2 separate regions of the Homo sapiens genome follow, and region 1 is linked to region 2. Evidence: read pairs that join two places in POLR2A ChIA-PET (ENCODE). Cell type or tissue: HepG2. All regions are shown on one strand.

Region 1 (2,500 bases), 450 kb before region 2:
TAAAGTATTTTTCTCAAATCATATGACTTTAATCAACACATAATATAATCAATTCTTTAAAAATTTTTCTAATGTAATACTTTTTTCTTTTTTTCTAGCTCAAGTCACTGGATATTTTTTGAGTATTCATTATGAAATTTGAAATAAATCTTAACAGAGATAATGATACCAATTATGATTCTTGTATTACCACATCAGTACATTAACTGAACACTTAACTATATGCAAGACATTTCAGGGAGGGCTCAGCATCTATATTAACTCTCGTTCTCATAAAACTCTTGCTAATTACTTATCATTAATCCTAGTGTATAAAACAAAATGAGAGCTTATGACAAGTATTCATGATCATAGAGCAGGGAAACTTGAAAAAGCTATTTTGGGCCAAGCGCGGTGGCTCAAGCCTGTAATCCCAGCACTTTGGAAGGCCGAGGTGGGCAGATCACGAGGTCAGGAGATCGAGACCATCCTGGCTAACACAGTGAAACCCCGTCTCTACTAAAAAATACAAAAAACTAGCCGGGCGTGGTGGCGGGCACCTGTAGTCCCAGCTACTAGGGGGGCTGAGGCAGGAGAATGGCGTGAACCCGGGAGGCGGAGCTTGCAGTGAGCCGAGATCGTGCCACTGCACTCCAGCCTGGGTGACAGAGCGAGACTCCGTCTCAAAAAAAAAAAAAAAAAATAAGAAAAAGTTATGTTGATTCCAAAGCCTAGACCTTCTCTTGACACTCAGAAAACCAAGCCATATAAAACAGCGTAGATGCAGGGCTGAAATGTGCAGAGGGTTCAGTCCACAACCACGCAGAAGAAAACAGCTGGCCAGAGGCAATAGGAAAGTCTTCGCGCAGCAGCCTAGACTGATCCGAGGTAGTCAGTGCTTTTTAGGGGCAGAAACGTCTATGTCTTTCCCCCCAGAATGGCTCTGATGAAGAAGCAGGTGAGAAAAAGTGTGATTGCCCCACGCCTTGTTGTCTGTCTGAAGCACTGTTTGCTTTCTCTTTTTCTGCCCTGAATATAGCTTTAATTTAACTCAATGGAGTCCTGTGAGCTGCATTAACAAATGATACCCCAGATAGCTTAGGGCCGTGTGCTAAAAATGAGTTCCCAAAGAGGCTACAAACCATGGAGGGTGGAAATATTGGGAAACTCCTCATAATACATTACTTTCTTAGATATTCATATTCCACATCGTGCACTAAACATCTAAGAAGTCCTATAGTCAAGAAACTTGTTAGATTTAACTGGAATTTCCCAAACTTTCATCATGGCTGAACCATCTTTCATACAATGCCCATTCCCTGTTAATGGAATGAACACAGAATCCTTGTAGACTAGAGAAGCAAACACGCAGTGTTCTGGTGTGCCCCTAGAGGATGTAACCACCCCAAATCAAGGGCCATCATTACAAGACGAAGGGTCCATGCAGCCACACTCTGCACCCTGATGTCTGGTCGGACGCTGGCCCGTGAGTGCCCCGGGAGCCCGGGTATACCGGATGAGGTGGCTACCGCAGAGGTTCTGGATCTTCCCCCGGTCCCTCTGATGCTGGGCCCTCCTGCTGTGGTGCCGGGCTCTCTCTTCCTTGTGCTTGTCACACCTGGCCTGCATTCTCTGTGTGCTTCAGAGCAAGACTTCAGTGAGGCCACCAGACTGGTTTTCAGGTTGCATTTCTGTCCTTGGTGCCATCTACTGGGTTGTCCCTCAGCCCTGTGCCTTTAATCTCACAAATCCACCCTGCCTAACCCACCCCCAGATTCCTGATGCGCGCCGCAGACTCTACCTGCTGGAGTCTTCCGACCTTGATGGACTAACCATGGCCACCAAATATGTTTCTATAACTATCCTGTCTTCCTTAAGGGCCAGACAGCTCAGCCTTCACAGTGGAAAACATGTTTTCTAGCTGCTATTCTTCAGCTTGTTTTAACCCATGGCCCCTTTGGTAATTACAAAATATCATGCCTTTCATTAACTTCCTTTGAAACTTTAAAATTAATTAAATACAGGTTGCGATGAGCCAAGATCGCGCCATTGCACTCCAGCCTGGTGACAGAGCAAGTCTCGGTCTCAAAAAAAAAAAAAAAAAAAGCCAGTGGCGGTGGCTCATGCCTGTAATCCCAGCACTTTGGGAGGCTGAGGTGGGCAGATCACGAGGTCAGGAGTTCAAGACTAACCTGGCCAACGTGGTGAAACCCCGTCTCTACTAAAAATATAAAAATTAGCTGGGTGCGGTGGCACGTGTCTGTAATCCCAGCTACTCAGGTGGCTGAGGCAGGAGAATGGCTTCAACCCGGGAGTTGGAGGTTGCAGTGAGTGGAGATCACACCACTGCACTCCAGCCTAGTGGACAGAGTGAGGCTCCATCAAAAAAAAATAAATTAAATTAAATTAATTAAATATTACAATGAAAAACAAATGTAACTGACGTCTGCAACTTACTCCAAAATACAATGCATAAGAGGAATTCATGGGTGGATACAGGCATGGCTAGCAGCACGCACGT
Region 2 (2,500 bases):
CAACTCCAATGTCTCAGGGCTCTGTGTGTGCCCACAAATGGCCACAAAATCGTCCACAGTATTGACTTAGGGGTTATAAGTACATTTTATCAAGTAAATGAATTCAGAAATATGGAATCCACGAAGAATAAGGATCAACTATGACAAAGAATTGGCATCAAAAATATATAAAGGCTGGGTGTGGTGGCTCACTCCTGTAATCCCAGCACTTTGAGAGGACGAGGCAGGTGGATCACGAGGTCAGGAGTTTGTGACCAGGCTGACCAACATGGTGAAACCCTGTCTCTACTAAAAAATACAAAAATTAGCCAGGCGTGGTGGTGGGTGCCTGTAATCCCAGCTACTCGGGAGGCTGAGGCAGAAGAATACCTTGAACCCAGGAGGCGGAGGTTGCAGTGAGCCAAGATCATGCCATTGCTCTCCAGCCTGGGTGACAGAGTGAGACTCCATCTCAAAAAGCAACAACAAATTTATATATATATATATATATGTATGTATATATGTGTGTATGTATGTATGTGTGTGTGTGTATATATATATATATATATATATATATAGAAGTTATACAACTCAATAACAAAAAGACCAACAACGAATTTTTTTTAATGAGCAAAAGATTTGAACACATTCTTCACAAAGGAATGAACACCCTTGGCCAATAAGCACATGAAGAAAGGCTCAGCACGGTTCACCTACAGGAACGTGCAGATTCAAACCACATGAAGGTGCCACGGCACACCCACGAGAGTGACCGGAGTGTGAATGCGCAACAGCGCTCGGCATCGGTGAGGTTGTGGTGGGTTGGTGTAGGACCCCCACATGCGGTTATCGGGAATGGGAAATGGTCACTGCTCTCAAGAGACTTCCCAGCAATTTCCTGTACAAGGTACAAGTAAACATTAGTCACGTCTGATTGAGCAAGTCCACTCCTAGTGCTTACCCAAGAGAAATGGAAGTCCTCTCTCTCTCTCTCTCTCACACACACACACACACACACACACACAGACTTGCACACAAAGTTTCATAGCAGCTTTGTTCCCGGTAGCCCCACACTGGAAACAGCCCAAGTCCAGGGCAGTCTATGGTCTATGATCCCCTCCCCCTGGGCCACTGCAACCTGTGTTGCAGCTCACCCACCCTAGAGGGCAAAGGTGGGGAAGTGCTGGGTGCTGCCGGTGACATCACAACAGCGTCTGAGCTGGGGATGACACTCCCCCTCTGCAGAGTCAGAACACCCCCACCGGGCCAGCCAGTACCTTCCACGCCGGAAAGCACTCCACCTCCACTACCTCCCAGCTGACCTTCCAGGTGAGGGATGCCAGGCTGACCCCTGGTCCTGGAGCTGTCCACCCTTGTGCCTCATTCAAATCCCATCTGTCCTTCCAGGACCACCTCCTCCAGGAAGTCGACTCGCTGACCCCAAGCCACCTCTGACCTGCCCGTAGCAGGCATGCCTGCTCCCTCCTAATCATGTCTGTCCTGCACAGCTGGGGTTTCCTTGGTTTCATTTTAACTAACATTAACTGACCACATCTTAGGCCCCAGACTCTAAGCTAAACACTTGAAGTGCATTTCCTTATTTAATCCTCTCACAACCTGCCACATGGCATTAGGGTCCTTATCTTACAGAGGAGGAAGCTGAGGTGAAGGGAGGTAAGGCACACGTGTCCCTAGTCAGCCAGCTGTTTCATCAAGATTCAAACCCAAGTCAGGGAGGGAGGAGGAGCAGGTGCCCCAAGGGAAGGGGGAAGCTGCTGCCAGAACTGGGGTAGGGGCAGAGGCAGGTGGCATCAGGGGCTCTCAGCCAAACTCAGCTCCCCAGGGGGACAGAGGCACACCCGGAGGGCTTGGCGGGAACATCAGTAGCGTGCCCAAGGGCACCCACTTCCCAGGGCTACTCCTGCATGGGCAGGACACGCCAGCAACAGCAGCCTGGAGGAGTGGGGACCAGTGACCCTTCTTCAAATTGCCAGGCCTCAGTGTTCTTCGAAAACCCCAGAGGGGCCTGTGGTAGTCCTGGAAAGCCAAGAGCTGCTGGGCCAAACTTATTTGATCTCAAAAAGAGAAGAAATGTGTAATTTCCAGCCCTGAAAGGTTGTGGAGCACACCACAAACACCTGTCATAGCTGTGTGAGTATCTTTACTTTTCAGGCATGCACGGTTCATTTCGTTTCTTCACTGAGACTTGACGGAGGGCCTTGGTATGTCAGGAACATCTTTAGTGTCTGGGGAACAGAGGTGAAAAAGACATAAGGTGCCCACTTGTGCAACTGACACACAATAAACACAAACAAGAGAAATATCAGGGAGTAGCCACTGAAATGCAGAAAGTTAGGGAGTGAGTATCCTCGGGACACACCAGCTCCTATGGGTGGAACAGTACCCAGGGTGTCTTGGGGTTTCCACGTGAAGGAGCAGGGAAGTGCTCGGTGAGGTCCCTCAGGCTAGCAGGGCCTGTCCCGGGAAGTAGGAGGGCAGGGAACTGGGGAGGAGGCCAAAG

What was found. Peaks named below come from ENCODE experiments on the same cell type or tissue, not always from the same donor. Only the 100,000 strongest peaks of a DNase experiment are listed, where the experiment ranks them.
Region 1: POLR2A ChIA-PET joins it to region 2 with 5 read pairs; 2 of 35 experiments call an interaction of 5 or more read pairs at or near these places.

The regions. Positions count from the first base shown.
Region 1 is chr9:90,009,961-90,012,460 of GRCh38, reverse strand. No RefSeq gene overlaps it. Among named protein-coding and RNA genes, the nearest start is that of MIR4290, 12 kb to the left of the region's middle. In HepG2, no CTCF peak of the experiment used is centred here; no DNase peak of the experiment used is centred here.
Region 2 is chr9:89,555,229-89,557,728 of GRCh38, reverse strand. LOC124902207 (a long non-coding RNA gene) reads right to left here. Exons shown (of 2, transcript XR_007061655.1): 2 at 586-2,225. Among named protein-coding and RNA genes, the nearest start is that of GADD45G, 49 kb to the left of the region's middle. In HepG2, no CTCF peak of the experiment used is centred here; a DNase peak (open chromatin) is centred at 978; H3K4me3 peaks cover 692 bases.